Linked DNA regions of Homo sapiens: region 1 is linked to region 2. A link is a loop called in an ENCODE intact Hi-C map of the cell type or tissue named here. Cell type or tissue: IMR-90. All regions are shown on one strand. Each heading gives the region's core, and the rest is flanking DNA. Links, peaks and the distances in the headings are about the cores only. Region 1 overlaps QTMAN (queuosine-tRNA mannosyltransferase). Region 2 overlaps ARHGAP15 (Rho GTPase activating protein 15).

The links. Hi-C counts contacts between places; a loop is a spot of excess contacts. Peaks named below come from ENCODE experiments on the same cell type or tissue, not always from the same donor. Only the 100,000 strongest peaks of a DNase experiment are listed, where the experiment ranks them.
Region 1: a loop joins it to region 2, with 2.0 times the contacts of the local background. A loop is called at or near these places in 1 of 110 quality-filtered maps.

The regions. Positions count from the first base shown.
Region 1 is chr2:144,069,504-144,073,909 of GRCh38, forward strand. All of the region lies in intron 6 of QTMAN (queuosine-tRNA mannosyltransferase), which reads right to left. Among named protein-coding and RNA genes, the nearest start is that of QTMAN-AS1, 130 kb to the left of the region's middle. In IMR-90, for the core only: a CTCF peak has its summit at 2,174; a DNase peak (open chromatin) is centred at 2,118.
Region 2 is chr2:143,703,268-143,707,673 of GRCh38, forward strand. ARHGAP15 (Rho GTPase activating protein 15) reads left to right here. Exons shown (of 14, transcript NM_018460.4): 13 at 152-257. All of the region lies in intron 4 of ARHGAP15-AS1 (ARHGAP15 antisense RNA 1), which reads right to left. Among named protein-coding and RNA genes, the nearest start is that of ARHGAP15-AS1, 71 kb to the right of the region's middle. In IMR-90, for the core only: no CTCF peak of the experiment used is centred there; DNase peaks (open chromatin) are centred at 2,284 and 3,224; H3K27ac peaks cover 1,380 bases.

The DNA.
Region 1 (4,406 bases), core at 113-4,112, 370 kb after region 2:
AGCTTTGTTCTTGATGAAATATCCATGAGTGATCACATAACACATTTATGTCAGAAAAACATTAAGAATAACAGGTTTGATCATACTGTTTTTGTGCAAATGTGACTGATTTCCTTTTTTCAAGCCTGAAGAAGCCAGAGCTGCTCAAATAAATTTTGAAATGATTATAAGAAGATATTTGGGTACAGTACCTTTATGCTCCAAATATTTCATGCTTTTGAAATATTCTTTCCAACGTTAAACATTTAGATATTGACAAATAAGAACTTCAGCAACACAGCATTAATCATTAGCATTTTGCACACATTTCTCATTGGACACTTATTTTTTGCAGCTGCATTATTTAAAATAATCTTTTCCATTCTTAATTGAAGATATATTCATATATATTTCCCCATTTCACTTAGAAAAATGAGGAAAATGGATTTGAAATTGCTGTCATCCCATCATTTTTAACGCTATACATTAAAAAATATTATTGCTCTGTGAAGGCAGATAATTTAATAAAAAGCAATACACTTTATAGTTATGTTTACTAAAGTAGGTAATGTGTCCTTAACGTGCTTCTGGAAACTTATTTCTCCCTCTCAATCTAATCTAATTTTACCACCCATATTTTGAAATTCTCAAAAATATCTAACTTTCTAAGAACAAAGATCCTAATAAATGTTGAATGTAATTGCTACATATATTTTTCCTTTAACTGTTCCACTGTTACCATCATTACTTTGCACTCTACATATTCTTACAAATAAGTCATTCTTCTAAAATATTTTTAAATGAAACTGTATACAACAAACCATTAAGTTCATCTCTCTCTGTGAGTAGGTGTTTAGGGACTCTAATTTTCTAAATGTATCTAGTACCAACATATTCAATTATGAAACAGTCTTCATGTGATGATGCACCTAAGACAGCAGTTTACATTTATATTAACAAACTCTATCTTCATTATAGTACAAGGACAAAGCAGGATTCCCTTCCCCAATTTAGATCCAGCAGTGAAATACATAACACAATACAACATAAAATGAAATAAAAGGAAGAACATAAAATGCACTGCATTAAATATTAGCAAAAAAATACCAAGCACAAAACTGCAGAACCAGCAGCACAGTGAGCTGTGTTAACACAATAGACCATCTCAGGGAGAGCAAATGGAGTAAAAATGTTTTGGAAGTTAGATAATCAATGTATTAAAGTCAATCTTTTTCTACTATATAACATGACTTTTGTTAAAGATTATTTCTTAAAATTATACGTTTCCAGTATTATGTAATTTAACCCATATATCAATCTGGAAATTATGTCAAGCAATATATCAGAAACCCTGAGCCAAACCGGGACTCCTCTGGTCCAGCTCTTGTAGGAATATGTCACAAAACTGTATTAGTGAGTAAACCGTACCATGACATGACACTAGAAAACAAAGCATTAATGAATAGGAACACAGATCAAAATATCATCTAATTAAGAGGTAGTCATGATGGGATGTCCTGCTGGCTTTAAATGAGAAAAGAGGGTTGTTATTTACAGGGCTTTGTGAAAGTGCTTAGCTTAAAGCTATATAGTTTCATTTAATAGCAGGTATGGGACAGAGGATCAAAAATCTACAATAAAACAAATAAAACATTGTTAAAAGGACATAAAATGCTTTAAAAAACCTTACTAAAATAAACATACTGCCACTGTTTTTTTTTTTTTTCTTACTCCATTGGAATAAATAACATGGGAACATTTTGCCCTTTGAAGGAATATCAGTCTTAGGAACAAAATAGAGTTTCGAGGGGGATAGGGGTTGGGGATGTTTATCTCAACAATACGCTAATTTTTAAAAGAAAACTTGGTTTTTTTATTGTGTAAATTATGTGATGAATTATTTAAAATTAATCCCGATTATGCAAAAACACATGGAATTTTATATTTCACAACCACTACCCTTTTTTAGATTGGGCACATGGTTTCAGAAAAGGCTAAAGTTAACAGAAATGGATACTCGCTTTTCTTTTCATGTAGTTTACTGATAATCATGCCTAAATAAACTGATTTGACCTTGGGAATGTCTCACGTTCCACGAAGCAGCCCTTTTGAATCATCTCCAAAACCTACACATCTGAGATGATTTTGGACCTCCTCCCAGGAAAAGCCTTCATCTCAATGGCCATCTAGCGGAGATGAAAGGCCCAACATCTTCTCTAAATTTCTGGGAGGCTGAATGTTGCCTATGTCAAATTCTATACTCTGTCCTCCTGCCTTGGATGGTGGCAAGTTAATAAAATGAATCATACAAGATAATATGGCAATATTCTCTGGGCATACTTTCTTCTAATCAAACAAATCTTTTTCAGACATATCACACTCTTAAATCTTAGAAGTGCACAAAAAAGGGAGGGGTGAGGAGAACAGCAAGAATCTAGGCCTCTTGTAGACAAGAATAAAGCCAACTCAAAAATTAAGGCCAGAAAAAGCTTTGCATCTGTTTGCCATTCTAAACCTAGCCCCAGAGTAAATCATCTCAGAGATTCTACTAAATCTACAATTTTCTACAACCTTTTTAGTATGTTTATTTCTTTGCTCACACGAAAAGCCATGCATCCAAAAACTCTGGATCAGAGAGCAAGCAACTTCAATCCAAGTTCAAGCTGTGAATGATCAAGAATGAGACTTAGTATTTACTTTGCTTATGCTCAGTCAGTTTTATGTGGAGGAAAAATAGGAATCCGATGCCCAGAAAAAAAGCAGAAAAGAGGTGTATTTCACATTTTCCCTATAACTTATATCTCTAATTTTTTTGGTTTCACTGTAGCAAATCCCAGTGTAAAGGAGTGTCAGAGTGTATGTGTCTGTGTAAAGACAATCTTACTTTCTTACCAGCACAATTCAAAAGATAGGATACATATTTTCAGTTACATAGGCTATCTTGAAGACTCACAGAATTTTAAAACTAGATTCGAGCACTTAGTCCGTCTTCTCATTTACTAAGACTCAGAGAGTTTTAGTAACTTGACTTGTCCAAGGTCATTCAACCAGTTGATGTCAACTGCAAGGCAGAACACAGTTCTAAGTCAGGCAGGGCAGCAAGAAGCAAGTCTGTTTAGAAGCTAAGCAGGAATTGCACCACTCCTTGAGAAAGGGGCCTGTCCTCAAAACCTTGACAGAAATCCACAACACAGAATCAGACAACAGAGAGCCAGGCCAAACGCCTTCACAAGGTTCCTTTAACTTGAGAGTGCTCAGCATGTACATGACAGGCTTAGGGTCTTTGTCTGGCTTAATAACAGGCTTTTCATTCTAGAAAATACTTTCGTAGAGTTTAAAAGAGTTAAAGACAAGACTTAAATTTAGTGAGCATAGACTACACTTACACTTTATTATTCCTGCAAAGATCTTGACTCCTAAGGAGCTTAAAACTTAGTTGGGACATCTTGAAGCAGACACAGGGGGATTTTATGTTACAAGTTTTGCTCTGTGGCCATATTTCTCTACCTTTGCTTAGACTCAAATGAGTAGCCATTAAAACTGATTTCCCTGGGTGAGGTCTGTGAGAGGGATAACCTTTATTCACGTCAAACAGCACTGTATGCATAAATTATCTGATCTTTTTAAGCTAATTGGAAATTGCAACTTGATAACAACATAGCCAATCAAAATGGACAGCTATATATTGTCACCCAACATACTTCTCACTCACTATAAAAATGTGAACTAAGACCTTTAAGGATTAAACATATATATATTTTATATATTTATATATATATCATATATATTTATTTATTTCTGTAAACTGAATATCCTGGCAATTATAACAAAAATGCTGATTAACATAGATTTGGCAAGCAATCTGTTTTACTCTCCTGTGAAAGAAAGGTGATGCAATGGAATTATATTCCAGCCCAAGTCATATCATGACAAGAAGTTTTGGATCAACTTCAAGGGAGTCATTCTAAATATTCATTATGTCCTTTTGAACAAATAATTTTGTGCAATTATGGATCCACGATCGTTTTCAAAAAGTTTGTTTACAGAGCCCAAGAAGTTCTGCATAGCCCTTTCTGGGTTTACAGAAAGACATGAGTGGGCAGGAGAAAGCAACCTGGTAGGGTCTCCCCTCCTGCTCCAACAAAATCAGCTCTACTTCTGATAACATAACGTTTGAAAAAATGTTTGCTTAGCTAAATAACGGTTCAAAAGCTACCATCTTATTTGGAGGGAGAAATTAAAGTTAACATACAAAAAAGACTGCCAAACAATTATTTCCTTCGAATCATATCCCCCAACTCCCAACCTTGATGGGGAGAACTTAGGACAAAAATTCCACAACTCAGTTGTGTTGAGTGAAACGTACATTTATTAAACTCATGGACTCCGCAAGGCATTGTGCCCTATGCAGGAAGAGGGTATATCAT
Region 2 (4,406 bases), core at 317-4,316:
CCAGGTTGAGTCCACCTATTCCCTTTGACTACTGACTAGGACTCTTAGTTGCTAGTCTCAGTCCAAAATTTTCTCAAGAAAATTTTCTCATGTACCTGTACCTATGAAATCTTGTTTTTTCCCTAACCTTCCTTTTTATTTTTTTTTCCAGAAAAGCAAGACAACAACACAAGAATTGAAGCTGTAAAATCTCTTGTACAAAAACTCCCTCCGCCAAATCGTGACACCATGAAAGTCCTCTTTGGACATCTAACTAAGTAAGTTGTAAGGATTTCTGGATGTGTCATTTTATAGTCATTTCCTAAATGGGCAATATTGAATTTCACATCTCTAAGGCAAGAGTTTCCAAATGCGTACATCTCGTATTTTCCCTTGTAGCTGAACTAGGTCTTTCTGCAGAAGCTGGAGAATGTGTTAGGGATAGGAAGGACAATCTACAAAAGGAACTTCTGAAATAACTTATTTTTCAAGGCCCTTTCAACTAGTATATGTTTGCTGATTGCTTGTCAGAACCATCGCCTGGACCCTGGGATGGGTCATCTTGACTTTGTTATCTAACATAATGAAAGAACATGAAATGATTCAGACATGGATTCAAAACTCAGCCCCACCATGTACCACGTGCTGGGGCCACAAATAAGTTACTTAAACCCTCTGCAACCAATTTCCTCATCTGTAAAATGTTGGCTCAGATTGATAAGGTGCTATCCATGTAAATAGCTAAGAGAGGAGTCTTCCAGGAAAAAAAAAAAAAAAAGGCAAATGTAAAGCCCTAGAAGCCCCTAAGAGCTGGAAGTATTTGAAAAGCAGAAATTAAACCCGAACTGCTAGGCCCAAATGTGGAGGCAAGATGGGATCAGGAGCTGAAGTCCCAAGTATCACACTAGCATCAGATCACATAGGTTCTTGTGGTCCACAGTGAGAGATTTGGATTCTATTCTAAATTCAAGGAAGAACCACTGAAGAATGCTACAATTGAGGGAGTGTAAAAGATTGATCTGGCTGCTAAGTGGAGAATGCATTGCAAAGGTGAAGAGAGGAAGACCTAATGGCAGACAACCACAGTAGTACAGGCAGGAGATATTGGTGGCTTGAGTGGAGCCCTCAGAGAGAAATGGGTAGAGATATTGTGGAGATGGATCAGGCTGGACTTGCTGCTGGTTGGGATACCATTGGGAAAGGAAAGGAGAAATCAAGTGTGCAAATTTTGGGTTTCAACTTGGGCAAGTGAAGAAGCGATAGTATCGCAGAGATGGGTAAAACTGCAGAGAGGAACAAGTTGAGTAGGAAAAGCAGGTTTGAGAGCTCTATTTTGGACATGTTAAGTCTGAAATGACTGTTACTCATTTGCCTTCTGTTAACACCTTCTTCAGATAAGGCAGAGTGCAACGCAAGTTATGAGGTTTTAGCTTTCATGATATATGCATAGTAAAATTGAAGCCTGACAGAGGTTCAAATAGATTGAGCAGTTTTGCTTTTGTGAGATTAAATCTCCTTAAACACCTCAATCACTCATAATTTGGGATGAGTCATTCCTACAGATTATTCAACTAATCTATTACATGATTTTTCATTGTGAATGTAATACATGCAATTGCACCCCCCAAAATTAAGCAACAGTGATGCATTTACATTTAAAAACTGAAATCTGCCTACCACTCTTAGCCTGCTGAACAGAAGTAACTAACATTTTTGTATGTATCCTTCCTGACCTGTTCCTAAACACATGCAAACATATGTGTGTATGGTTGCTTCTAATGTTAAAGTACATCATATTGCACATATTATTATACAACTATTTTGTAACTCATATACAGACTTCTATTTCATTAAACAGACTTATCTTATTATTTCTAATGATGTCAATAGTATTTCATGGTATACACAGTCCATAACTTGCTAAACCAGTTCATTGCGTTAGGGAACATGTTTTAATCTGACTCATCATTTTCTGTCTTATTTTACTCTCAAAAGGGGAACTTTATCTTAAAGTTCAGAAAATCTCTTACTATTAGAGTGTTCCTTCTTGTCACTCCCACATACTGGCTACGGTGAGAAATCCAATGTGGTTTAGTGAAAGGATCTTGGGCTTTAAAGAAATAGAAAGAGAGACCTAGAGTCAAATCCTTGCTCTATGCTTTACTCCCATTATGATCTCAGGCAAGTAAAATCGGATTAAATACTATCAACCATATCTTGTGGTTATGAGAATTAAATGAGATAATGCATATAAAACGCCTGGCACAAGGTAAGCATTCCTCAAATGTTAATTCTTTTCCCTTAGGATCCAGACACACCATGAAAGCGGTTTCAAGTTACAAGTAAATACTGGAGTGCTTATCTCAGTAACTTTAACTGGACAAAGTCATAAAACAAATGGAAAAGTATACCCTTTAATGCTATGCAATACCTTGTCTTAAAGTTCTTGAGAAATATCCGTTACTCTGTCCCAATTATTCCCTTTTTTTTCAACTGAAGAAATAGCTATAAAATAAAGAAACTAAGAGTCAGCTAAATCCTCCTTCAAATAAAATAAATAAAACACACAGAAGAGAATCTATCTAGTTAAAAACCTTCAAAGGATGACGATCGTCCATGTCCAGGCCACATAATCCCAGTTTTAACAATTAATGCCTGATCCTGTTTTTTACATCCCAGTTAATTTCCTAATCTTGTCAGAACTTTCATTTAGTTCAATAGAGATGGAAATAGATGTTTTAAATTAAGATTTAAGATCAGATTATTATATCACTTCACAGTATTCACATTTTAAGATTGATTATTATACATGGGAAGAAGTGTTGTTTGCTAGCCACCAACCTTTCTTGGGTGGTATGACTATATTTCACCCTGTACCAATTTATAAACTGGGTTTAATTATGCACGAGTGTGTGCACACAATTATATCTTGTTAAGCATTTTTTTGCTAAGTTTTTGATAAACAGCCAATCGTGGCGTGTCATCAAAGCCTGAGAAGACTAAATAAGAAGATTGTTTAACAGGAATTTAAATATATTCGTGTTTGAAAGAATCATTAGAATGTTTTCCTTAGTCTTAATGCATTTGGTAGTTCTTCAGAAAATCTATCGTCAACCCTTGTATGTAGTGTTTATTCCAAATTGTTGCAAATATATATATTTTGAAGTTTGTTTAGTGAGGGTCAGGGAATGTAATGAAGTGCCAAAAATTCCACTTGACCTACGTACTCTACAGTCAACAGAAAAGCACTCCATTTTTGCAGAGCTCTGAGTTAAATGCACTCCTCAAAGCAGATCAGCTATCAACTGGGAAAGCTTAATGCGGCACAGTTGGACTAGAAGGTAAATGCAAATCCTATCCACAAAAGCCAGAATTTTTAAAGGATTGTGATTATATTAAGCATAAGGTTGCACAATGGCTGCACAGGCTGACTAGTCTCAGAGTCCAGAGTCTTCATTCTTAATCAAACTCAGGGTCAAGTTCTATGCATCTGCTATCATAGCTTAAGACCAGGAATTCGGAATAAGCTATCATCTCAAGATCCCGTCAGCCAGAAACCTTTATTAATAGCCATTTTCACAAACTGACATTACAGTGATAGGCCCTGGAAGGTCCTCTGGTACCTTCTGAATCATCATATAAATGGCAAAACTGTCTCTATAAAATACAAGTGTCAAATGCATTTTCCTATAGCCTGCTTCTTTGGAAAGGCAGAGAGGCAGAGTGAAGATGAAGTTAGTGGGAAGGAGGACCTAGCAAGATGGTTTACTTGCTGATGGATAGTAGCTGGTGGTTGAGAGCCAGTAAAGGGGTTAAATAATAACTAGGGAATCGTTAACCTTTTATGAACCAGAAAATTGCATGATGTGCTCAGTGTTAATGTAAGAGTCATCTGACAGCAGAGTATAGGATGAAAGAGGTAGAAAGAGGAGAGAACCCAGGAGGTCCCAGGGGAGTTGCAATTGGATTGGAGTGATGGACGTCAAAAGGAAAGAAATGGCCAAAATCTTGAGATTTTTCAAAGGAAAAGTCCACACAGTTTTCATTTGTCTCCCATATCCAGTCAGCCATAGAGATACATCTGAGATTTCAATGATAAGTACTTATGAAAATAGTCCCCCTGATAGCATTATTTTTAAAAGCAAAATGAGATATTGTTTAGAAGGGTGCTCTTTTCTCTGTTTTCCAAAAACAGACATGGGAAAGAAGATGACGAGGTTGTAGCAAACTAATGAAATAGGATGAATCCGATTTTGGCAGGTGTGTATTAATCAAGGCCTCTATATGCTGCTGGTTGGGATGGACAGCTAACATATCGGAAAACCCGTATATGCAATGTATCTCGAGAATGCAGACTTTTCAAAGTTTCATACCTTTAAAACCAGTCACATAGAGGTGAAAAGTTTATGCAGATAAAATTGTCCATG